Linked DNA regions of Homo sapiens: all the other regions are linked to region 5. A link is a contact called in ENCODE Hi-C or POLR2A ChIA-PET data. All regions are on one chromosome and are shown on one strand. Each heading gives the region's core, a stretch centred on a gene start or an enhancer-like site at or near the end of the contact. The rest is flanking DNA. Distances are from core to core; before and after follow the strand shown.

Region 1 (3,418 bases), core at 919-3,418, 1.3 Mb after region 5:
GCTAATTTTTGTATTTTTAGTAGAGATGGGGTTTCACCATGTTGGTCAGGCTGGTCTCGAACTCCTGACCTCAGGTGATCCACCCACCTCGGCCTCCCAAAGTGCTGGGGTTATAGGCGTGAGCCACCGCGCCTGGCCCAGGTGGCCACTTTTTACCAGTGTCACTAGAATGGAAGCAGGAGCAAAGAGATTGTTCAAGGGGACTGGGTCAGACCAGACATGATGGTGAAATAGATGGAGGTGTAGACAAATTTGAGACCTCAGCTTAATAGGAAGAAGTGAGAGAGGCCAAGAAGAATCAAGGATTTTAGGTAATTCTCCCCTTCCCAGTGGATACCCCATACGCATTGAAAATTTATTCATCACAAATATCTGGTCCTTCTCATCTCAGGAAGCAGCACTGTGCTATTACATCCCAGCAGGTACTTTGGAACGACAGTAGATGGTGAGACCTTTTTTTTTTTTTTTTTGGAGATGCAGTTTCACTCTTGTCACACTTGCCTGGGGGCTAACGTGCAATGGCGTGATCTCAGCTCACTGCAACCTCTGCCTCCTGGGTTCAAGCAATTCTCATGCCTCAGCCTCCCGAGTAGCTGGGATAACAGGTATGCATCACCATGCCCAGCTAATTTTTTTTTTGTTTTTGTATTTTTAGTAAAGACGGGGTTTCACCGTGGTGGCCAGGCTGACCTTGAACTCCTGCCCTCAGATGATCCGTCCACTTCGGCCTCCCAAAGTGCTGGGATTACAGGCATAAGCCACTGTGCCTGGCCAAGGCCTTTTAACATGGGTTCCCAGAACTCTGCTCTGAAAACATCAAGAACTCCTTCCCAGATAAGCCACCAGAATGGAAGAAAACATCTGGCCCTATTTGATATCAAACCACATTAGAAAATGCCACAGTACGATTAAGTCTTTCATAAGATAAAAAGAAAAGCTTCAGGCCAGGTGCGGTGGCTCATGCCTGTAATCCCAGCACTTTGGGAGGCCGAGGTGGGTGGATCACTTGAGGTCAGGAGTTCAAGACCAGCCTGGCCAACATGATGAAACCCGGTCTCTACTAAAAATACAAGAAAAATTTAGCTGGGTATGGTGACAGATGTCTGTAATCCCAGCTACTTAGAGGCTAAGGCAGGAGAATCACTTGAACCCGGGAGGCTGAGTTGCAGTGAGCCAAGATCGCACCATTGCACTTCAGTCTGGGCAACAAGAATGAAACTCCATCTCAAAAAAACAAAAGCACAAACAAAAAAAAATTGGCCAGGCTTGCTGCCTCACACCTGTAATCCCAGCTACTTGGGAGGCTGAGGCAGGAGAATGGCTTGAACCTGGAAGGCAGAGGTTGCAGTGAGCTGAGATCATGCCACTGCACTCCAGCCTGGGTGACAGAGTGAGGCTCTGTCTCAAAATAAATAAATTAATTAATTAAAAGCTTCAGAAATAAAAATATTAATTTTTTTAAACCTACGCAATAAAATACGGTGACAATGCACCCCCCTCTCCTTTGTTTTCTTCCGTTCAGGAAAGGTCCCAGATACCAAGGATGTGCGGTCAATTTCTCAGGGTTTCTGTTTTAGCATCTCCCGCATCATCAGTGAGAAAATCAAAGGAGGTTGCTATATTTCTCAGGCCATTGTTAAGGTGAGGGAAAAATGCCTTTTATTTAAGGCCAATGTCTTTTAAACAAACATCTTGCCAGAAGATATTAACCCATTTTTTTTATTTCAATTGTGATTTTAAAAAGAAAGAAATGAATCAAAAGGAATATGGTCATTTCCTCAATCTTGGGAATACACTGGCCAAAAAAAAAAAAAAAAACCTAAAACAAAAGTCTGTCTGGTATGAAAAGGTGATTTATAGACCCTTTTGGTCAATAAAGCCAAAAGGTTTTTTTGGTAGGTTTTTATCAACAACGAGCAAAACAAAACATATTGTACTTGCAGGTTTCACAAACACTCAAAGAAAGAGTCATAAGAACTGAAATTACAGCTTGTTTTCCTTCCCGCCCTCTCCACCCAGGGAAATACAATTTCCCACCCCAACACTCTCGCTTGGCTAATTCTCAAGTCTGAAGAGGAAGATACTTTACGTAAGCAGGTCAGCTCAAGGCCTCTTGATGTGTGTCTGTTTCTGATTTGTTTTTGTGTTGTTTTGTGGTGTGTGTGTGTGTGTGTGTGTGTGTGTGTGTGTGTTTTAAAACAAAACATAAAACCTCAATACAAAAACCAGGAAACAGATTTTTGCAACTCAGTTACGGCCCCAAAATAGCTCATGGAAGAAGCTCACAGTACGAACAGAAAGTCTGCGATGTGCGTAGGAAATCTGACTCTGTCGAAGAGAGAAAACCCTGCTATTTCTCACCCAAACGGCAGGAAATGGTTTGATTATACTGTCCTTCAGAGAACAGCAAAGCCCTGAGAATAATGCAGAAGCGAGTCTCTTCCTCCTGGAGACAGTATGTTCTGGGCTAATCTTGGCACACCACCAGGCTACAGGTCAGGGAAGACACGAAAGACCTTGGTATATCCTTTATGTGACAATGATGAAGCTACATCAGTGAGGACAGGCCACGTGGAGGATTTTAGGGAAAACCAAGGACTCTGTCCTTATTATATTTTCTTGTTCTGAAGCCAACCACAGAAAGCTTAGAACTGAGGTCCACAATGCCAGACTGGGTGCGGTGGCTCACACCTGCAATCACAGCACTTTGAGAGGCCAAGGCAGGTGGACCACCTGAGGTTGGGAGTTCGAGACCAGCCTGACCAACATGGCGAAACCCTGTCTCTATTAAAAATACAAAAATTAGCCGGGCATGGTGGCAGGCACCTGCAGTCCCAGCTGCTTGGGAGGCTGAGGCAGGAAAATCGCTTGAACCCAGGAGGCAGAGGTTGCAGTGAGCCAGGTTCGTGCCACTGCACTCCAGCTTGGGAGTCTTGCGGCAAGACTCCATCTCAAAAAAAAAAAAAAAGAATGGTGGGCACAATGCCAGAAGTATATACTATCTGGTCCTTTAGAGAAAAAGGTAGTCAACTCCCACTCCCAAGCCCAGGACCAAAACAGGGTGCAAAAGTAGCATCTGAGAGCAGAGACCTCACTCATAGCCAATTAACCCTGGGTTTGCACACAGTTTTAACAAGCGGCATCGTCACAACCAACCCCACGTTCCTTCTCCTCTCGGCTGCCCCCCAGACCCACATCCAGAACTCACTTGCTGGAATTCATCGTGTACCCGGAGGGACACTCAGGGATGCACTTGTTGTTGTGAATGACGTACTGGTGGCAGCCCTGCCTCCGCGAGTTCTTGCATTTGTGGTGCAGGTCCTGGCAGAAGCTGAAGTTCACACAGCGCCAGTCCTGGAAGTGGTAGTACGGGGGCGGGCAGGTCTCCACACACCTGCCGTCCAGGTAGAAGTTGCGG
Region 2 (3,467 bases), core at 322-2,821, 1.6 Mb after region 5:
CTTTCTTTCTGAGCACAGCCCCTTGCTCCGGAGATGGGACATTGTGGCCAGGGCCAGCCACAATCTGGAGCTCCAGTGTCCTGGCTTCCTTCTTGGGCCCACCAGCTAGACTTTCCAGCTTAACCCACAGTGTCTCATCCTGGTCCATCCCACTAGTCACCACTCTCTGTTCCTCTCACTTACCCCTTGCTCTTCAAAGCCCATACAGTAGGTATACAAGTGGACAAAAAAAGTTGCTCATTTATGCAATCAACAAACATCTCTGGATTGCTGGGGTCTCAGCAGGGAACAAGATAAATATGGCCTCGACCTGCATGGAGCTCATAGATACTAAATTCAGAATACTTAAAAAATAATTACGGGGTATAGTACATTCTAGGAGAAGCATAACAAGACTTCTGATATAAATGGCAGGCAGCTTTCTCAATGAAGGATTTTGTAATCCCAATAATCACTAATTTAATAATCAGTACTGTTTGCCCAGCCTTATGCGATAGTTTTTGCATTCTCTCATTTAATCCTCTCAACAGCCCCAGTAGGTAGATGACTTTGAATATCCCCATTTTGCAAATGAGAAAATTGAGGCACATTTTTTTTTTTTTTTTTAGACAGTCTTGCTCTGTTGCCCAGGCTGGAGTGCAGTGGTGTGATCATAGCTCACTGCAGCCTCGACCTCCTGGGCTCAAGCGATCCTCCCACCTTAGCCTCCCGAGTAGCTGGGATTGCCGGTGCATGCCACCGCCCACTGCGCTCAGCTTGGAGTTGAAGGGACTCTGGAAGATGTAGAAGTGGCATTGTCAGTGCCTAGATTTAAATCCCAATTGCCCTCCAGGGTCCAAATTCTTAACCATTACGCTCCAGGGCAAAAGTATGCAAAGGCTCTGGGGCTATAGAAAGATGAGCTTTGGATGGAGGTAGGAGCCAGATCAGAGGGCCCTGATAGACGAGAGTGGGGACTCTGCCTGTCATTACAGAGCAATGGGAAGCCGAGGGCAGGTTCTCGCAGGAAGGATAGGAATTATTCTTTGAAGATGCTTGTGGCTGCTGGGTAGAGAGTGGAGTGGAGGGAGGCTGAGATCGGGGAGGAGGTTGCTGCAAAGATCCAGGCCAGGAATGTTGGAAGACTCTGGGCTGGGGGCCATGGGGTGGGGATAAGTGGTTCTATTTGATACATAATTAGGAAATCGTGTTTGCTGAAGATGCGCAGGAGAAGGGTAAAAGGAGTTTCTGGGAGAAAGAGGAAGACAGCGTTGAGATAGTAGGCAGGGTCATCACCAGGCACCAAGGAGGATAAGGGGTCAAGCTCTGGACATGGAAGTCACAAGCCTGGCACCGGATTCGGGGCATGGCCGGGAGCCAGGGCAGAGCTCGTCGTTGCCAAACTCAGAGTCAGCCCATCCCCCGCCACCCAGAGCGCGTCGGCGCTAGGACCTAGCGACTGCCTTCGACCCAGAGGGCGCCGGCAGAGGCACGCATGCGCGCTGTTCCGGCAGGGGTTGTCGTGGCGCAGGGGGCGGGACCAGAGGCGGTCACGTGAGGGGCTCTGGGCTACCGGGTCACGTGACCGAGGCACAGATCAGCTGATGCCGGAGGGTTTGAAGCCGCGCCGCGAGGGAGCGAGGTCGCAGTGACAGCGGCGGGCGATCGGACCCAGGCTGCCCCGCCGTACCCGCCTGCGTCCCGCGCTCCCGCCCCAGCATGACAGCCCCGGCGGGTCCGCGCGGCTCAGGTGAGGGCGCGGGCGGCACCGTGGGGCCCCGAACTCAGGCGGGCGGGCTGTGTCTCCCACCTGGGGCGGCGGAGCTCCTAGTCTCTTTTTTTCTAAGCTCCAGCGCTGACTTTTCACGGTGGAGAAAAGGGCAGACGGCTCCTAGAACTTGGGCGGCGGGTGGGCACCAGCCTCTCCAATTCTTCCTCCTGAACCCAGGCTCTGCTGGGTTCCCAAACTCAGGCAGGGATCGCGCCGGGCCGCCAGCTTCTCCCTCTGGGGCGGCGAGGTTCCTGGGATTCCCACTGGGAGCCTAGGTTCCGATTGCTCAACTTCGTCTGGAACTCAGACAGCGGGCACCAGCTTCTCCAACCCGCACGTGAGACTCCCAGGCTTCCCCTCCTGATTCCAGGGGACAAATGCTCAGCTTCCCTAAGCTCAAGCCTGGAGAGCTGGAGGGATTGCCCCCAGGCGATTAACTCAGTTTTAGCTTTCCAAACCGCTGGAAGCGCAGCCTTCTTAAATTCGGGCTTCTAGCCAATTCTGATGCCACCCCTCCTCGGGGAGGCTGGAGGAAGACCCCTTGTGTTAGCTTCCCCTTCTGGAGCTAGCTGGGGACCCCTACCTGATAGATGTCCCGGTGTCCCAGCTAGTAGGGTCTGGGGTGGGTTAGCTGTAATCTCAGCTCTGTAAGCGGGCCCTGCCCTCTGGCTTTGTCGTAAACAGCCACAGCAGCATCTCATTGCAAAGGGAGGGGCCGGGAACTTGTCCCTCTCTGCAAGGGAGGTTCTGACAGTGCACACATTTATCCTGACTGCTTTGCTAGGCAGGAGGCCAGGCCCTAGAAAGCAGCACGGGGCCAGGCCCTAGAAAGCACATCCCCATGGGGGTGTGACAGGGACAGTTTTGGGCTACTGTGACTGGTTTTGACTCCAGCAGTTGCTGAAAGCTTAGATCTAACCATTAGGCTGGAAAAAAATAAACAGTGATTAGAACAGCTTGTGTTTGCTGAAGAGGTCTTTATCTGCTGTGTCTCACTGAATTCTCAGAGCAGCTTCAGGATCTCAACCTCAAGGCTCAGGGAGAGGGTGGACTTTTTTTTTTTTTAATAAACTTTTTTTTGTTGCCCAGGCTGTAGTGCAGTGGCATAATCCTAGCTCATTGTAACATCGAACTCCTGGGCTCAAGTGATCCTCCCAACTCAGCCTCCCGGGTAGATGGGGTCCCAGCTACTAACTACGGGCATGAGCCGTCACACCTGACTATTTAAAAAAAATGTTTTTTTTTTGTAGACAGGGAGGTCTCGCTGTATTACCTAGGCTGGATCCTCCCACCTTGGCCTCCCAAAGCCGTTGGGATAACAGGCATGAGCCACTGAGCCCAGCCAAGGGGTCGCCTTTTTAAAATTTCCACTCTTCAGATGAGGAGATGGAGGCTCAGGGAGGTACCTGGAGTCAACCTACTGTAAAGTGGCAGGTCTGGGATTTGATGCTAGGGCTGCATGATTTCTAGGAGCTGGTGCTTTTCAGGGAGATAAAATGAGTCTTTAGCGAATGTGTTCCATTATTATTACTTATGTTGTCAATTACCTCTTCTCCAGGTCCTTGGCTTCTGAGAGTGTCAGCTGATGGGCCAGGTTATAATGAACCCAGAGGTCATCTTTTGGGTATTTGTCCAGACAAACCTAGAATACAGGCTGAGTTCTATGCTCATGTCTGGAAGCTGGAGTTGGGATAAGCCCAGCAGGCTTGAACGCCCA
Region 3 (3,342 bases), core at 285-2,784, 2.0 Mb after region 5:
CCAGACCACCCTGGCCAACATGGTGAAACCCTGTCTCTACTAAAAATACAAAAATTAGTTGGGCGTGGTGGCATGTGCCTGTAGTCCCAACTACTTGGGAGGCTGAGGCAGGAGAATCGCTTGAACCCGGGAGGTGAAGGTTGCAGTGAGCCGAGATCGCGCCATTGCACTCCAGCCTGGCGACAAAGGGAGACTCCGTCAAAAAAAAAAAAAAAAAAAAAAAAAGAATTAGAATAGAATAGAAAAGGGTTCCAGTCGCTCCTTCACCTCGGCCACGCACTGACTCATCCACTCGGGCGCACAGCCCCTGCCAGGCCCCTCCTGCACCGAACGTTTCCACCAGAAGTCGGATACCAAGAAGCCCAAGTTCACACACGTGGATGGGTGCGCGGCACCAGATGGCCGGGACTCGGCATGGCCCCGCCCTAGCCCCACCTGGCCTGCCCCTTCTCTCCCAGAAGAGGAAAACCGCACTTTATCCAGAGCTCCAACCGGTTCGAGCACAGCCGCCAGCAAGGCCTTATCTGGCCTGGCCCCCCGCGCCGCTCAGCCTGCTGGAGGCCCCCAGCCCCAGTCCTCTCTGTGACAGCGAAGGTGTGCAAGTCCCAGTGTCCCAGTTTTATTGCAAACTCAGGCTGTGCGGGGTGGGCAATACACTGCACACGGGGCGGGACTCGGGGAAACGGGGCGTGTCCTAGGCCAAAGGGGCGGAGCTCGAGGGGCGGGCCTAGGTCAAAGCTGTGGGTAGGTCCCGAGCCTCCGAGGCCAAAGGCTCAGGCTCTAGGGAGCTAAGACTAATCCACCCAGCGGGGCTCCAGGGCAGTGGAGGCGGGGTCTAAAACAAACGGCGTACCCGGAGGGGCGGATCCTAAGGCAGGGGTGGGGTGTAGCAGGCGGGGCTGTGGTCTGGCTCAGTGGAAGGTCTCCACCTCCACCACGGTCCAGTCACCCTGCGGGGAGGCCACGTCGTCCGGAGAGAAGCTGGTGACCGAGGTGATGCTGGCACGGGACTCGTCCAGGGGAGACAGTAGTTCGGCCCAGCGGCCGAGTTCGGCGTCGCTGAGTGCAGCCCGGGCGCCCCCTGTGACGCCACCACCCTCCGCACCTCCTGGGCCCCCGCCGCTGCCGCCCGCGGCACCCTCGGCAGCCGCCAGCAGCAGCGTCCGGCTCAGCAGGTGCTGCACGACGCTCGCCTGCAGCGCCCCCAGTGGCAGCTCGCCCAGGCGCGCCTGCTTCGGGCTCCGCGAGGACGCCCCGGCCCCGGCCCCAGCCGCCGCCTTCCCACCGCTCGTGCCGGGACTGGGCCCCGGATCCAGTGCGCCAGGGGCGGGGGTCGCCGACTCGGGCCCTTCAGTCTCGTAGATGGTGCACAGACCGTCAGCAGAGCCCGGTCCGGTAGCGGGAGGCCACGGCAGGGGCGCACCTGCGGGGAGAGACGCCAGGTGGGCCGTGGGGGTGATAAGCCCCGCCCCTGCCTCAAGGTCCCGCCTCCTTGTCTAAGCTCCGCCCCGGACCCAGCTGTCCCGCCCCTGAGCTGCGAAGCCTCGCCTCCGACCCCGCCCACAGCCAGGCCGGGTCTGGGGTGCCCCTTACCTGGGGCTCCGCGGAAAGCCAGCGGCGGAGCGGGGCCTCGACTCCAGGCAGCCGGGTGGCAAGCGGCGAGCTCTGCGTCGGGGGGCGGGGAGGCTGCGGCACCGCCCTCGGGCCCGCTGTCGTAGCCACGCAGCTCCTCTGGCGTGCTCGTGGCGCTGCTGCTGTGGCCGGCCAGGTCTGGGCCGCTCAGCGTGCTGGACGGGCTGCGCGAGGGCGGCGGCGGCGGGCCGGGGGCCAACGCCAGGGTCAGCCGTGGGCCCGAGACGGAGGTATCCGGACCCGGGGTCGGGGGGCGGCGTGGGGCCTGCAGGGTGGGTGAGGCAGGGGGAGAGGGAGGGACCTGCAGAAGGGGCGCTGCCAGAACAGGTGGGGCCTGTGGAGGAGGCGTGGCCAAAGGAGACATTGGGAGTGAGGCAGAGGGTGAGAAAGGGGCCTGCCCAGGGAATGAGGCAGGCGGAGAGGGAAGGGCCTGCAGAGGAGGTGTGGCCAGAGCAGGTGGGGCCTGTGGAGGGGGCTTAGCCAAAGGAGACATTGGGAGTGAGGCAGGGGGAGAGGGCGGGACCTGCAGAGGAGGAGCGGCAAGAAGGGGTGGGACCCGTGGAGGGGGCGTGGCCGAAGGAGACATTGGGGGAGAGGCAGGGGGAGAGGGTGGGACCTGCAGAGGAGGCGCAGCGAGAGGGGGTGGGGCCTGTGGAGGGGGCGTGGCTGAAGGAGACATTGGGGGAGAGGCAGGGGGAGAGGGTGGGACCTGCAGAGGAGGTGCGGCTAGAGAGGGTGGGGCCTGTGAAGGGGGCGTGGCCGAAGGAGACACTGGGGGTGAGGCAGGGGGAGAGAAAGGGGCCTGCACTGGGGGTGAGGGAGGGGGAGAGAAAGGGGCCTGCAGAAGGTGCACTGCCAGAGCATTTGGGGCCTGTGGAGAGGGTGTGGCCAAAGGAGACAGAGGGGGTGAGGCAGGGGGAGAGGGAGGGGCCTGCAGAGGAGGCAAGGCCAGGGCAGGTGGGGCCTGTGGAGGGGGCGTGGCCAAAGGAGACAGAGGGGGAGAGGGCAGGCCCTGCAAAGGGGGTGAGGCCAGAGCAGGTGGGGCCTGTGGAGGAGGCGTGGCTATGGAAGAGGGCGTCTCCGGAGGGGGCGTGGTCAATGGCGAAGGTGGTGCTTGCAGAGGGCATGGGGCTGGACAAGGTGGAGTCTCCAGATGGGGTGTGGTCAGGGGAGCAGAAGCTGTCTGCAGAGGAGGCGGGGCTAGAGAAGGTAGGTTCTCCAGAGGGGGTGTGGTCAGGGGAGCAGAAGCTGTCTGCAGAGGAGGCGGGGCTAGAGAAGGTAGGTTCTCCAGAGGGGGTGTGGTCAGGGAAGCAGGAGGTGTCTGCAGAGAGGGTGGGGCTAGGGAAGATTGGGTCTCCAGAGGGGGCATGATCAGGGAAGAGAGAGGTGCCTGAGGAGAGTGGGAGGCCAGAGAAGATAGCGCCTGCAGAGGGTGTATGGTCAGGGGTGAGCTTAGGGGTGAGACAGCAGGAGAGAGAGAAGTCTGCAGAGGGGGTGAGGCAGGAAGGGAAAGAGGGGCCTGCAGAGGGGGTGAATCAGGGGGAGTAGAGGCCGGCCGAGAAGGTGAGATCAAAGAAGCTTGGGTTTGCCTAGGGGACATTGTCAGGAAAGAATGTGTGGCCTGCAGAGTGGGTGAGCCCAAAGAAGTTGTGGCCTGCAGAGAGGACAAAGCCAGAGGAGAGGGAGGTGCCTGCAGAGACGGTGAGGTCA
Region 4 (3,221 bases), core at 540-3,039, 1.7 Mb before region 5:
GATTCGCCCACGTCGGCCTCCCAAAGTGCTGGGATTACAGGCGTAAGCCACCATGCCCGGTATCTTTTTCTTTTTTTTCTCTTTTTTTTTTTTTTTGAGATGGAGTCTCACTCTGTCGCCCAGGCCACAGGGCAGCGGCACAATCTCGATCTCAGTTCACTGCAACCTCAGCCTCCTGGGTTCATGCAATTCTCCTGCCTCAGCCTCCCAAGTAGCTGGGATTACAGGTTCCCGCCACCACGCCCGGCTAATTTTTGTATTTTTAGTAGAGATGGGGTTCCACCATGGTGGCCATGGTGACCAGGCTGGTCTCGAACTCCTGACCTCAGGTGATCCACCCTCCTTGGCCTCCCAAAGTGCTGGGATTACAGGCATGAGCCACCGCGCCTGGCGACTATAACGATCTTAAAAGCATACATTGCTATGCAATATCAGGACATCTGGACCTTCCATTGTTGTAGTAGTGTGTCCTCCTAGGCATTTGTAAGACGTTTTCTCAATTGTAAACATCTTATGACCCTGGCTCGTGACTGGCAGCGAATGTGCCTTGTTAATTTTAAGATGGAGTTGATTTTTGGCCAGGTGCAGTGGCTCATGCCTGTAATCCCAGCACTTTGGGAGGCAGAGGCGAGCAGATCACCTGAGGTCAGGAGTTCGAGACCTGCCTGGCCAAAATGGTGAAACCCCATCTCTACTAAAACTACAAAAATTAGGCAGGTGTGGTGGTGCGTGCCTGTAATCCCAGCTACTCGGGAGGTTGAGACAGGAGAATCACTTGAATCCTGAGGTGGAGGTTGCAGTGAGCCAAGATCGCACCACTGGAGGCAGAGGTTGCAGTGAGCCAAGATCGCACCACTGCCCGTCAGCCTGGGCAACAGAGCAAGACTCCTCAAAAGATAAATAAATAAACAAACAATTGCCACAGCAACATCAAGAAGTTACCCTATATGGTCTAAAAAAGGGAGGTATGAATAATCCACCCCTTGTTTAGCATATCATCAATAAATCACCATAAACATGGGCAACCACCAGCCCTTGGGGCTGCTTTGTCTGTGAAGTAGCCATTCTTTTATTCATCTACTTTCTAAATAAACTTGTTTTTGCTTTGCACTGTGGACTCGCCCTGAATTCCTTCTTGCACGAGATCCAAGAACCCTCTCCTGGGGTCTGGATCCGGACCCCTTTCCTGGAACAATCTGACACAGAGGAAACGTCCATGAAAGGTGGGGAGGAGGCTGGGGAAGGAGGCTGGGGAAGGAATGGGATGGGAAGTCCTCGTTAAGGGGAAGGCACAGGTGGGCAATGGAGGGACATTTGGGAGACACTGCGTATGTTTAGGAAGTTGGTTTGGAGCCTGATCTTTAAGTCAATGTCTGTGACTCAAGAGTCGTCCAGGGTCCTCTTAAGTCACCCTATGTGTGGCCCCAACCCCATGTGAGAGTTGCGGGCCCAGGAACGATGTGTGGATTCCCAGAGCCCAGAATACAAGGCAGGCGCATAATACATATTTGCTGAATAAAAGAATGAAGAACAAGAGGTCACGTTACAAAATTTTAACGAGCCGCTGCCCGCTTCTAGGGGGCGCAGCGCACTATACAAAATTCTCCAATTCCACATGGCTCCCGGAATCCTTATTTCGCGCTACTCAGGTTGCAACTCCGGAGGGAAGACGCTGGGACTTCCAGCTTGATAGGCGGGGATTGGAACCAATGAAAGAGGTCTGCTGTGTATGCTGCAGCCAATAATAGCGGCCGAAGGAAGTGACGTTTGCGGAAGTAAGGCTTCCGTCGGAAAAGCTCGATAATTACCCAGCCTAACCATTTCTCAGGTGCTTGCGAGGTGATCAGAAGGCAAAGATGTCGGAGCGAAAAGTATTAAACGTAAGTGTTGGGCGACTGGGGCTTTTCAATCGGAGCAGGACATCCCGGAACTCCGGGAGAGGGAGGAGCTTCCTGAGATCTCTTCTTTGGAACCCTTCTTTCCCAGCGGCCTTCCGCGAGATGGGGCTTCCCAGACTCCTCCCTAGACTCCTCCCCATCGCCTTCCGTCGGGGGGGTGGGCCTTCGCTAAGTCTCCCTTCTGGGCTGGGGTGTAGTTAGTCACCTGCGGGGCGTGGCTTGGGCTTTTACCCAATCACCACCAGATAGGGTTTTTTTTCTGGGGGCGGGGCTTCCTTAAATGCTGGCGGCCGTGTTTTGCCCTCTTCTTGAGGGGCGTGGCTCTGAGAAGCCCCGCCCCACTTGGGGACTGTAACCAATCGTGTACTTTGGGTGGGGTGGGGTGGGGTGGCGCGTGTGTGTGTGTGTGTGTGTGTGTGTGTGTGTGTGTGTGTGTGTGTGTGTGTGTGTGTGTGTGTGTGTGTGTGTGTGTGTGTGTGTGTGTGTGTGTGTGTGTGTGTGTGTGTGTGTTTTGTTTTTTTTACTGGGGTCTGGTCATGCAGATAACCTCTGCCTTACAGTGGCCAAGATTTTACTGGGGTCTGGTCATGCAGATAACCTCTGCCTGACAGTGGCCAAGATTCCAGACTCCCAGAAGAAAAGCAGAGGTTCAGTATAAACTATACTGTTGGCACACTTCTGTTTTTTGGTTTTTTGAGATGGAGTTTTGCGCTTGCTTCCCAGGCTGGAGTGCAGTGGCACGTTCTTGGCTCACTGCAGCTTCTGCCTCCTGGGTTCAAGCGATTCTCCTGCCTCAGCCTCCTGAGTAGCTGGGACTGCAGGCGCCCGCCACCATGCCTGGTTAATTTTTTTTGTATTTTAGTAGAGATGAGATTTCACCATGTTGCCCAGGGTGGTTTTGAACTCTTGATCTCAGGCATTCCACCCACCTCATACTCCCAAAGTGCTGGAATTACAGGCGTGAGCCACCGCGCCCGGCCCCACGCAGGTCTTTCTAGGAGAGCAGTCTCAGGCTTGCTGTAGGAACTCCTGGGAAACAGGAGCCCTGGGATACAAAGGGAGTGTGAGTATGGATTATGACAGATACCTCCACTGCACCACTGGAAAATAAAGCACTTTGTGTTTGGAGCACCTACTGGGTGCCAGACACTGCAAAGAGCACTTTATCCCCCTTGCCTCAAGGAATGCGTGCAAAGACTCTTGGAGACAGAGGACAGTGTGCGCATTTCACAGAGGAGTAAACTGAGCCCTGCAGGTTTCAGCTCCTCAGGATTCAGATCCAGGGAGATGACTCTGTAGGAAACGGATGTAGTATCGTGATTG
Region 5 (3,205 bases), core at 1-2,500:
GGCAATACTGGTGGTGCTGTAGGCTTTGCGGTGGCAATCGGTGCCATCGGGGATATCCCAGTACTGACGAAAAACCTTCGGCGCCATAGCCCGCAATCTCGATCCCGCACCACGGACCCCGCCAGCTCGGGAAGCGCAAGGGCAGCCGCGGCTGGCTATCGCGAGACTTCTCGGGCTGCGCGCGCAACCTTTCGGGCTAGCGGGCCGGCAACAAGTGAGCAACTTTATTGATAGGCGCGGACATGGACATGGATCGCGCGCACGCGCCGGGGACCGGCCTGGAGGAAGAGAGTAGCACGTGCATCCCCAGGCCGATTCCTAGAGGGTGAAACTGAGGACGACTGCGATCAGTGCAGACAGATTTCGCTAGTCCCAGCTCAGGGAGTCCTAGGTTAGGGACTACTAGAGGCGGGGACTATCTACTAGGGGAGGGGCCGGGCTCAGACTGGGACGGGCGGGACTCCAGTTGATAGGAGCAAGACATGACGAAACAATGACTGGGGGGCGGGGCATGGCGGGGATGTGGCCACACCCAGTGTCAGAATCTGCATAGCGAGTGGTCATGCCCTGTGGTCAGTCACCAAGCTGGAGTCTGAGCAGCGTGCTACTGTTTTGGGCCGTGGACAGGATCAGGGGCGGGGATTATCGGGAAAGTGACCAATGACAATACGAGAAGCTCAGCGGGACGTGGCCTCTGTTCACCCCGCGGCTGTCCCACGCCCTAGGCCGGATGAAGTACACAGGCGCTTGACTTGGGGGCGTGGCTAGAATTGGAGGCATAACCTAAAAGGGACTTGACCAATCTGAGACTGTATAAGGGATGAAGGGGCGAGGCCGTGCCTGGATCTACCCCTGACAGGCCACAGGTTCGGGGGGCGTGGTCAGGCTTGCTGTTTCGCGGAGTCCGGGCCAATCCTGGTGTTAGCTTCCAAGTAGGGAGGGGACAGTATCGAAGGTGTGACCAATCTTGTTTCCAGAGCCTGAGTTGCGCGAGCCGCCAAAGGATGTGGCCAGCCTGGGGGCGTGGCTGTCAAGATCTTGTCCAATCCTAGAGTGAGCCCAAACTCAGGGGCGGAGTTTCATGATCCCGGAACCGGTGGTAGTGTTTGGGTTTGAGGAGAGCACGACCCAGCCCTCTGGGGTGGGGTCTAGCGGGGTCAGCGACCAATCGCGCCGAGGTCTAGTGGGGCGGGGCCCTCCCGGGGGCGGGGCCTGTGCCAGTTCCGGGCCGCCTGGGGGCGTGGCCGGGCCTGTACAGCAGCCTGGGCCATGTCGGCGCCGCCGGCCCTGCAGATCCGGGAGGCAAACGCACACCTGGCAGCCGTGCACCGGCGCGCAGCGGAGCTGGAGGCGCGGCTGGACGCGGCGGAGCGCACGGTGCACGCCCAAGCCGAGCGCCTGGCCCTCCACGACCAGCAGCTGCGCGCCGCCCTAGACGAACTGGGTCGCGCCAAGGACCGGTGAGGCCCGGGGCCGGCCAGGTGGACTTCACCGAGGCGGTAGGCGGAGGCAGAGCCGAGGCTGGAAAGCGAGGAAGGGCAGGGGGAACCGTGTGCACTTGTATAGACGCTAGACTGAGTATCGGATTGATAAAAACACCAAAAAACTCGAATTAGTAATCAGTATGTAAAGTTGCGAGAAGTGACACAGGTGTGGACCTCTAACTTCAAACAGGCCCACTTTCCCACAGGTGCTGAGCGACGCAGGGACCACAGACCGCCCAGCGTAGGCATTGGGAGCCATAGCAGGCTCTTCAGCAGGGGAGGAGGGGATCATATCAGCATTTTAACTTTTAAAATTTATTATTATTTTTTTGAGACGGAGTTTCGCTCTTGTCGCCTAGGCTGGAGTGCAGTGGCGTGATCTCAGCTCACTGCAACCTCCACCTCCCAGATTCAAGCGATTCTCCTGCCTCAGCCTCCCGTGTAGCTGGGATTACAGGCGCCCGCCACCACGCCCGGTCGATTTTTTGTATTTCTAGTAGAGACTGGTTTTCGTCACGTTGTGCAGGCTGGTCTCTAACTCCTGACCTCAGGTGATCCGCCCGCCTCAGCCTCCTAAAAGTGCTGGGATTACAGGGGTGAGCCACCGCACCCGGCCTAAATTTATTATTTTTGAGGCAGGGCCTCACTCCTATGCCCAGGCTGGAGTGCACCTCGACCTCCGGAGCTCAGGTGATTCTCCCACCTCAGTCTCCCAAGCAGCTGGGACTACAGGCGTCCACCACCACGCATGGCTTATTTTTTGTATTTTTTTGTAGAGACAGTTTTGCCCTGTTGCCCAGTTTGGTCTTGAACTCCTGGGCTCAAGCAGTCCTCCCACCTCACCCTTCCAAAGTGCTGGGATTACAGGCTAAGCCACCATGCCTATCTATTATTTTTGAGAGAGGGTCTTGCTCTGTTGCCCAGGCTGGAATGCAGTGGTGCGATCTCGACTCACTGCAGTCTCACCCTCCCTCCTCAGCCTCTCAAGTAGCTGGGATTACAGGCGTGCGACAGCACACCTGGCTGATTTAAAAAAAAAAATCCTTTAGAAATGGGGTCAGACTATGTTGCCTAGGCTGGCCTTGAACTCCTGGGCTCAAGTGATCCTCCTGCCTCAGCCTCCCGAAGTGCTGGGATTATAGGCACGAGCCACCATGCTGGCCCATATCAGCATTGTTGAAGAGTCCCTCTGACAGCTGAGGATGAAAGAGATGAGACAGGCACCCAGGGAGGTGGGAGGAGCTGGGTCCCAGGTGGGAACTATTACTTCAGAGCTAATTGGACATATTCATTTTTACCGAGCACCTGCTCTGTGCCAGGCACTCATTCATTCGTCTTCATTGAGCACCTACTGTGTGTCAGGCATTCTGCTGAGTACTGGAGCACATCAGTAAGACTTAGCCTTGCCCATTGGGTATCCACAGTCCAGTGGAGAGACAGACATGTCACTGGGCAGTTACATCATTGGTGGCCAGCGGCCATGATGGAGGGGCATATGGGGCTCTGAGGGATCTCAGAGTGAAGGCTTCCCAGAGGAAGAGCCTACTAAGAATAGGTGGGAAAAGATAATGGAAAGGAACGAACTGCAGGAAGAGTGAGGGGACGAAATGAGGGTTCTCATAAGAAAATGCCATAAACTGGCTGGGTGGTGGCTCACGCCTGTAATCCCAGCACTTTGGAAGGCTGAGGCAGGCAGATCACCTGAGGTCAGGAGTTCGAGA
Region 6 (3,312 bases), core at 550-3,049, 1.5 Mb before region 5:
TTCTTCAGATTCCTGTTTACTCATCTTAGCTAAATCCAGTTCGTCTAAGTGTTCAGCCCCCTCCCATTTTTATTTATTTATTTATTTTTTTTTTGAGACGGAGTCTTGCTTTGTCTCCCAGGCTGGAGTGCAGTGGCGTGATCTCGGCTCACTGCAACCTCCGCCTCCCGGGTTCAAGCGATTCTCCTGCCTCAGCCTCCCAAGTAGCTGAGATTACAGGCGCGCACCACCATGCTAGGCTAATTTTTGTATTTTTAGTAGAGACAGTGTTTCGCCATGTTGGCCAGGCTGGTCTCGAACTCCTGACCTCAGGTGATCCAACCCCCAACCCCCCCACCAAATCCAGCCTCCCAAAGTACTGGTCTCACAGGTATGAGCCACCGTGCCCGGCCACCTCTCTTCCTCTCTCTCTCTGTCCTGTGTTCATCCATTCAGTTGCCCACGTGACACATCTAGACATCTAGGTCTGTCTTCATGCCTTGACCATACTTTCCACCAGTCCTCCCCTCCAATTCTTCCTTGTCATGGCAGCCAGAAAGATGCTTCTAGAATGCAATTCAGGGCCAGGGGCGGTGGCTCACGCCTGTAATCCCAGCACTTTGGGAGGCCTAGGTGGGCGGATCACGAGGTCAGGAGATTGAGACCATCCTGGCTAACACGGTGAAACCCTGTCTCTACTAAAAAATAGAAAAAATTAGCCGGACGTGGTGGCGGGCGCCTGTGGTCCCAGCTACTAGGGACTCCGTCTCAAGAAAAAAGAAAGAAAGAAAGGAAGGAAGGAAGGAAGGAAGGAAGGAAGGAAGGAAGAAAGAAAGAAAGAAAACCTGTTTCTACACTCACAGGCTGACACTGAAGTTCTCTGTTTTGTGTGAGGCTTTTAATCTGCTTGATCTACACAGTTCAATCAAATATTTATACATTCACTCAAACATTTATTGACCTGGTAAATATGATCAGTTACTAACAGGTCCTGGGGTTCCAGTGAGGAATGAGTCCTACCCTCGCCAGAACTAATGACAAAAGGCAGAAATTAATTCATTAGTCAAATAACAAACTAATAAATAGACACAGCTGTAATTGCTTTAAGGAAAAGAACAGTGTTGTAGGCACTTGATATTGTCAGGGTTGGGGAAGAAAAGGCTTCCTGGGGTGACGATCTAAGATCTGAAAAGTATAAATTAGCCAGGAAAAGAGCTGCGAAAAGATTGTTCTAGGCAGAGAAAACAGCATGTGCCAATTTCCTGAGGATTAAACCAGAAACGATCCATTTCGTCCATTTCGTTCACTCATTCTACATGTTATTTACTGAATGTCAAATACTTCCGAAGCGCTCCCCAGACTTCGTTTTATTGTTCTTGTAGAAAGCAATTTATAATTTTAATTGCTGTTGCTATATTTAGCCGATGTCCCATTAGGATAAACTCAAAACTCCAGGTTCCTCATCTAAATCCCACTTTCAAGTTGTCATCTGCGCCTTGCGTAAAATGTTCTGGTGACGTAAGAGCCTGGGCCTCCCTCCTCTTAGGGACTATCCCACGCGATCAGCCAGTCGCAGCGCAGAGCAATGAGCTTGACACCTCCTTCCTCCAATCGCAGGGCAGCTCCTCCCAGCCAATGACAGGCCTCCGAGGGGAAGCCCAGTCCCTCGCGGATATGTCAATGGGCGAGCCCTGGGAGGAATGGAAGTCACGGATCTCGCGAGGATGCCCCCGGCGCCCCTCAATTCCCGAGGCGGGCCGTCACGTGACCCGGGCTCGCCCAATTGGCGCGCGGACTGCGGGGGTCGCCGCGGTTCCCGCCAAATACGAGCGCGGCGGCCGCGGCGGCAGCAGCGGCGCGGGCGGGAGGGCGAAGAGCAGCGGCCGCCTGAGGGGAGCCCGCGCCTCCGCCGCCTGAGAGGAGGTCGAGCTGCCGCCGGGGCGATGCTGGAGGAGCTGGAGTGCGGGGCGCCCGGCGCCAGGGGAGCCGCCACAGGTCGGTTCGGGCCCGCGCCGAGGGGAAGGGGGGGCGCGGCGCGCGGCCTGGACGGGCCGAGGCGGCGATGGGAGGCGGACGGGCCTCCGGGCGCCAAGCCTGGTCCTGCGGGCCGGGCGTTCACCCCCTGGGGCCTTCTCATCCCCAGCGAGGGCCTGGCGTCCCCAAGGGCACCCTTGTTGACGTTATTGTTGTAGCCGCGACCATATTGTTTGTTTCCGGCGCTTTTGCGTCAGTTCGTCCCTCCAGGACTCTCTGGGGCGGTGGGTCGGAGGGGCCGAGAGGGGAAACTGAGGCCCAGGGAAGCGAAAGGGCTTGCCCTGCAGGTTACTGGATGCGTTTGTGTCCCTTGACCATGTTGGACCTTGCAGCGGGTGGGGAAACTGAGGCCCAAGGTCGCACGGGCTCGGGGACCAGTACCGATGCCGCTGAGGGTCGGGGTAAGCCCGGGTAAGAAGAGGCCCAGATGGTAGAGATGGCCAGGAGGGTGGGACTCCCGAGTTCTTGCTCCTTCCTGATATGCACCGTGACTTCCTCCTCCGTGTGCCTTGGAATGGGGTCTTTGGAGCCCACCACAGGCCTCCTGAAACGTGGGAGGGTGAACCAAGGAAGACCAGACTGTCCCTCTCCCTTGCTGGACTCTGCATTACATAACGCTTTGGCAGCACTTGGCATTACGCTTTGGCACATAGTAGGTGCTCAGTAAATAACGTGAACGAATGAAGGGCTAGAATGGACGCCAGTCCAGTTTCTCAGCCTCAGCAGTGTTGATATTTGTTGCCGTCCTGGGCACGGCACTGCAGGGTGTTAAGCATCATCCCTGGCCTCCGCCTTTTGCAGGCCAGTAGCAGCCCCTCTCACCATGCCTTAGTAACAGCCAGAAATACCATTGCCCTGTGTCCCCTATGGGGCAGATTCCGCCTTGGCTGAAAATCATGGCTGTAGTTCCTTCTAGCCTGTGGGATTTCCCGGAGACATAAAATTAATATAAAGTTGGTACTGTCGTGGAGCTGTGATGTTTTAAGTCAGGATGTTTAACTTTATTTATTTATTTATTTTGAGACTGAGTCTTGCTCTGTTGCCCAACCTCTGCCTCTCTGGTTCAAGCGATTCTTCTGCCTCAGCCTCCCAAGTAGCTGGGATTACAGGCCTGCACCACCATGCCTGGCTAATTTTTGTATTTTTTAGTAGAGACGGGGTTTCACCATGTTGGGCAGGCTGGTCTCGAACTTCTGACCTCAGGTAATCCACCTGCATTGGCCTCCCAAAATGCTGGGATTACAGGCATGAGCCACCATGCCTGGCCAGGATATTTAACTTTAAAAAAAAAAATCGCTA
Region 7 (3,599 bases), core at 1,100-3,599, 1.7 Mb after region 5:
CGTTTCTGGAAACTAACCTGGGGAACCAGCGCACCTGCTAGGCTCACCTTGAGGAAGCGCCGATAGCCTCGCACAGCTGTCTCAGGCAGTGGGTGTGAGCGCAGGAAGCGCAGATACAGGGGCCAAATTCGAGAGTGCTGCGTGATGGGCAGTGCCCGGAGGGCACGGTCGAAGGTGCGGCGGGTGTGTGTGACGCGCCCCTGGTCCATGAGGAACTGGCAGTAATCTAGCCACAGACGAGGCATCTGGGGGTGTGGGGAGAGGCGGCTGGGGCTAAGCCACGGACTCCATGGCCTGGCCACAGACACTCGATGTCCTGTGGCTGAGCCACACCTGGGGCCACCACATAAATGCGGCGGGACCCAGAAACCCCCAGCTCCAGGACTGAGTCCAGCCCAACTTCCCATGCAAAGAAGCAACAGGAATCCAAGCCCCCATCCCTAACATGCTGAGCCCAGCCCCTGTCCCCGCCCCACCCACCACCATGGACTGAGCTCCACTTCCCGATTCATCCCCTCGCCGAGCCCCAAACCTTGTGCATGAACACAAAGGCCCTCTCATGACAGTTGTTGACATCTTCATAGGCAGGGTCGGTCACACAGCGATGCTTCACCTGTGCCCGACGCGCCTTCAGGTATCGGTACCAGAGTTTGTAGCTGGGGAATAGGAGGGGACAGATGCTGATCGGTCAGCTTTATGGACACCCCCAGAACCATTTGCCCTGCCCCAGTTGGCAAATGTGGGAAGAAGGGGTGTGGGAGGGGTGACATGTCTCAGCAATGACAGGGACAGACTGGGACATCAGAGAAGGTGTGCTGACCCATCAAGGGATGTACAGGTCAGTGATGAAACACGAAGCAATCACCCGGGACCCGGGACCCACTTGGCAGTTTTGTTATAACTGGACCAGGTGGGGTGGGGGCTGGTGGGCAGGGCAGCTGGAGCCATTCCCACCTGCAGGGCAGCAGCTTGAGTGCCCGCTCGTATAGCTGATTGAGCCTGGGCTTCGGGGCGCCCTGTTTGAACTCGATGTAGCGAAGCCAGCATTTGACAGAGAATTGGTTCCGCATGATTTCCTCCTCATAGGGGAGGTCCTCTTCCTCCTGCCAGGGCCAGGGAATGGGAAGAAGAGAGGCCTACCCTCAGAGCCTGTGTGCAGCACCATCCCACTGCTGGGGCTCAGGTCCAAACTCCGGACTTTTACCTAGATCCCACCACCCACCAAGGAAGTCAGGTCACCAGATGCCCAGGCACCAAACCAGATGCCCGACACCAAGACAGTGGCCCAGACCTTTACCCCTCAGAATTCAACTACCCAAAATCGAACCCAAATCATCAGACTTCTCAGTCATTAGGGCTCTGGGCCAGGAATGAGTCCGCATCACCACTCGCTTTCTGCCCCAGATGGTCAGACTCCTTAGATACCAAGGCCCTGGCCCAGATGCCAGTCCTGGACACCAGACCCCACTTCTTCAAAACGTGCCTCTTCCCAGACACCAGGCCTTTGGCCCCTCAGACTCCCACTGTCACCATCTGACCCATCTCCACCCCAGGCCCAGATGACCAGATCTTTACCCCAGCCACCAGGGCTCTCAGGTCCAGATTCCAAGCCACTAGCCCCGCCCCCAGGATCCCACTAGCCAGCGTCTAGCTCAACTCTGCCCCAGAAATTAAAAGCTAGGCCTTTATCTCACAGGAGGAGTTATACACCAGAAGCCAAGCCTTTAACTCTGCACACCAAGAATCTGGTGAAGATGTCACGCCTCTACTCCAGAGAGTAAGTATTTCACTGGCCATCGCCTGACAAGCTCCACATCACCAGGGTTCTTCTAGCCTGGCCACCACCCCAGAAACTGTCATGCTGCAGTCCAGGCCTAGAGACCGCTATCCAGAAAACCAAGCCTTCATCCCAGAAACCAGAACCCTGGCCTCGTAAGCAAGCCTTTACTTCAGACACCGATCTTCACCTCTCAAGGTTCAGTTATGCGATCTTCCTCCTCTCCCATTCCCTGCACGCCCCCATTTCCGCCCCTGGTTCGGGAGGCTAGACGCTTCCCTTCGACAGTGGTTTTCTACTCAGACCCGAAGATACAACACCATATTTTTACTCCTGGACAGTTCGGTGCGGACATGACGATCCGGTCTCTGGCCCATTAGGGTTCCCAGACCTTGGCCTGGCAGTTTCGGCCTAAATCTCCTTGCCGACCCAGCCTCGATCCCCTGCGGCGTCCAGGTCCCAATGCCCCAACGCAGGCCACCCCCGGCTCCTCTGTGGACTCACGAAGACAAGGTCCGGCCGCTCGGGCCGCGAGAGTCGCGCCATCACCACCATTTTTCTGGATGCCCAGGTACAGGAGAGAGTCGCGCGCTTATGACGTCTACCACTGACGGCCCGCCCCTCCGAGCCAGACCCGTTTTCTATTGGTTAAATCATTTTTGACGGACAGGCCCACGTTATTGACTTCTTTTCGACGACGCCAGCGACCGGAAGCAGAATAGAGGCGCCAGAAGATGCGCCATCAGGATACACATTGGCCAATCAGCTTCAGCAATGGAGCGTGCAAAACACCAGTGAGCTTCTGTCTTGCTGGAGGGTCGGCTTTGGGCGGAACTGGCTTTGTTGACCGGGAGAAACGAGATGGGGGTGAAGCTGGAGATATTTCGGGTCAGTGGACACAGGAGTGGGTTGGGAGGCTGGGCAGGGGATCTTCCTGGATCTGAAGATGAGGTTGGAAATGGGGGGACTTCAAAGGAAGAGGGAGCTCCAAGGAGAAAGCTCTTAAGATTTGAGAGGAACCTTTCTGGTTGGAAATCCAGGAGAGGGGACGCTGGGCTGGGGGGGTTCTCGGATTTGGGCTTCTGGGTTTGGGGGCTGTGAGAGGGCTGGTCCGAGGAAGGACCTCAGAGAGGGGTGAGCTGAGAAGGGGGCTCTAAAGAAGGAAGACTTAAGATCCTGGGGGAGCTCTCGGGCTCGTGGTGGGTGGGTGTCTATGACAGGGAGATTCCTAGACTTCGAGAAGTGGAGTTGAAGAGTGACGCCTCCTGGGTTTGGGGGTGCTCCCGGGATCTTAAGTGGGGATGGGTAATGAGGTCTCGAGGAGATGCTTTTGATTGTAGCTGGGGCGTCTGTGTGTCTGTCTGTGTTTGAGAGGAAGACTCCAGCTCAGAGGGAACTTTCAGGAATGAGGCCTCCTGGATTATAGGAGTTAGGTTTTAGGGTGCGAGGTTTCTGTACCCTTGGTGGGAGTTCTGGGATTCTTGGGTCGGCCGTAACGAGGCGCTTCTGGACTCTGCAGTAGGATGGGTCCCCCAGGCTCTGAGGAGCCTCTGCACATTGCTTGGGGGGAGCTCACCTCACCCACCCTCTGCCATTCCAGATGATAATCTACCTCACTTTCCCTGTGGCTATGTTCTGGGTTTCCAATCAGGCCGAGTGGTTTGAGGACGATGTCATACAGCGCAAGGTGGGCATAAGAGGAGTGTTTGAGGGTTCATTCCAGGGGTGGGAGAGGGTGTGGGGCAGCAGTCTGCTGGGGACTAATGTCTGCCTCCCATAAGCCGACCCTGCCCTGATGTGGGGCTCTGGAGGCCTTTGGCTC

What was found. Hi-C counts contacts between places; a loop is a spot of excess contacts on that map. ChIA-PET counts read pairs that join two places held with the same protein, here RNA polymerase II (POLR2A). Pooled maps may share reads with other maps.
Region 1: a loop to region 5 is called in a map with no recorded cell type, with 11 times the contacts of the local background. The contact joins the enhancer-like site here to the promoter of VMAC in region 5. A Hi-C loop is called at or near these places in 1 of 168 maps with a recorded cell type or tissue (naive thymus-derived CD4-positive, alpha-beta T cell), 1 of 37 single-sample maps with no recorded cell type and 7 of 50 pooled maps.
Region 2: a loop to region 5 is called in a pooled map, with 11 times the contacts of the local background. The contact joins the promoter of MCOLN1 here to the promoter of VMAC in region 5. A Hi-C loop is called at or near these places in 2 of 168 maps with a recorded cell type or tissue (CD4-positive, alpha-beta memory T cell and naive thymus-derived CD4-positive, alpha-beta T cell), 2 of 37 single-sample maps with no recorded cell type and 11 of 50 pooled maps. POLR2A ChIA-PET finds 5 or more read pairs at or near these places in 1 of 52 experiments (activated CD4-positive, alpha-beta T cell).
Region 3: a loop to region 5 is called in a pooled map, with 14 times the contacts of the local background. The contact joins the enhancer-like site here to the promoter of VMAC in region 5. A Hi-C loop is called at or near these places in 1 of 37 single-sample maps with no recorded cell type and 5 of 50 pooled maps. POLR2A ChIA-PET finds 5 or more read pairs at or near these places in 1 of 52 experiments (HEK293T).
Region 4: a pooled map shows a loop between it and region 5 (19-fold over the local background). The contact joins the promoter of YJU2 here to the promoter of VMAC in region 5. A Hi-C loop is called at or near these places in 1 of 37 single-sample maps with no recorded cell type and 9 of 50 pooled maps. POLR2A ChIA-PET finds 5 or more read pairs at or near these places in 1 of 52 experiments (activated naive CD4-positive, alpha-beta T cell).
Region 6: a map of naive thymus-derived CD4-positive, alpha-beta T cell shows a loop between it and region 5 (12-fold over the local background). The contact joins the promoter of CHAF1A here to the promoter of VMAC in region 5. A Hi-C loop is called at or near these places in 1 of 168 maps with a recorded cell type or tissue (naive thymus-derived CD4-positive, alpha-beta T cell), 2 of 37 single-sample maps with no recorded cell type and 5 of 50 pooled maps.
Region 7: a loop to region 5 is called in a pooled map, with 29 times the contacts of the local background. The contact joins the promoter of XAB2 here to the promoter of VMAC in region 5. A Hi-C loop is called at or near these places in 8 of 50 pooled maps. POLR2A ChIA-PET finds 5 or more read pairs at or near these places in 2 of 52 experiments (CD4-positive, alpha-beta T cell and Caco-2).

Annotation. Positions count from the first base shown.
Region 1 is chr19:7,181,108-7,184,525 of GRCh38, forward strand. It overlaps INSR (insulin receptor), which reads right to left. Exons shown (of 22, transcript NM_000208.4): 3 at 3,209-3,418. Among named protein-coding and RNA genes, the nearest start is that of INSR, 110 kb to the right of the region's middle. Within about 2 kb of position 2,169, at least 26 of the 41 ENCODE cell types and tissues checked have a DNase peak (open chromatin) inside an H3K27ac peak, as active enhancers do.
Region 2 is chr19:7,521,053-7,524,519 of GRCh38, forward strand. MCOLN1 (mucolipin TRP cation channel 1) reads left to right here and starts at 1,572. Exons shown (of 14, transcript NM_020533.3): 1 at 1,572-1,729. The coding sequence starts at 1,699. It overlaps LOC105372261 (a long non-coding RNA gene), which reads right to left. Exons shown (of 3, transcript XR_936294.3): 1 at 3,298-3,467; 2 at 1,790-2,110. RefSeq lists a silencer at 1,606-1,735.
Region 3 is chr19:7,868,122-7,871,463 of GRCh38, forward strand. It overlaps PRR36 (proline rich 36), which reads right to left. Exons shown (of 6, transcript NM_001190467.2): 5 at 1,594-3,342; 6 at 598-1,423. The coding sequence ends at 912. Among named protein-coding and RNA genes, the nearest start is that of PRR36, 4.6 kb to the right of the region's middle. RefSeq lists enhancers at 721-1,482, 1,982-2,276 and a silencer at 897-1,836. Within about 2 kb of position 1,535, at least 24 of the 41 ENCODE cell types and tissues checked have a DNase peak (open chromatin) inside an H3K27ac peak, as active enhancers do.
Region 4 is chr19:4,245,291-4,248,511 of GRCh38, forward strand. It overlaps YJU2 (YJU2 splicing factor homolog), which reads left to right and starts at 1,790. Exons shown (of 8, transcript NM_018074.6): 1 at 1,790-1,880. The coding sequence starts at 1,857. RefSeq lists enhancers at 850-1,621, 1,380-1,519, 1,860-1,949.
Region 5 is chr19:5,903,622-5,906,826 of GRCh38, forward strand. It overlaps VMAC (vimentin type intermediate filament associated coiled-coil protein), which reads left to right and starts at 1,251. Exons shown (of 2, transcript NM_001017921.4): 1 at 1,251-1,460. The coding sequence starts at 1,270. It overlaps NDUFA11 (NADH:ubiquinone oxidoreductase subunit A11), which reads right to left and starts at 169. Exons shown (of 4, transcript NM_175614.5): 1 at 1-169. The coding sequence starts at 87. RefSeq lists enhancers at 1-247, 57-351, 925-1,044 and a silencer at 1,085-1,434.
Region 6 is chr19:4,400,841-4,404,152 of GRCh38, forward strand. CHAF1A (chromatin assembly factor 1 subunit A) reads left to right here and starts at 1,800. Exons shown (of 15, transcript NM_005483.3): 1 at 1,800-1,974. The coding sequence starts at 1,923. RefSeq lists enhancers at 1,560-2,257, 2,258-2,953 and a silencer at 1,768-2,047.
Region 7 is chr19:7,627,196-7,630,794 of GRCh38, forward strand. It overlaps XAB2 (XPA binding protein 2), which reads right to left and starts at 2,350. Exons shown (of 19, transcript NM_020196.3): 1 at 2,282-2,350; 2 at 955-1,103; 3 at 533-656; 4 at 48-245. The coding sequence starts at 2,332. It overlaps PET100 (PET100 cytochrome c oxidase chaperone), which reads left to right and starts at 2,598. Exons shown (of 4, transcript NM_001171155.2): 1 at 2,598-2,665; 2 at 3,378-3,464. The coding sequence starts at 2,639. It also overlaps a transcript of STXBP2 not described here. RefSeq lists enhancers at 2,262-2,381, 2,642-2,691.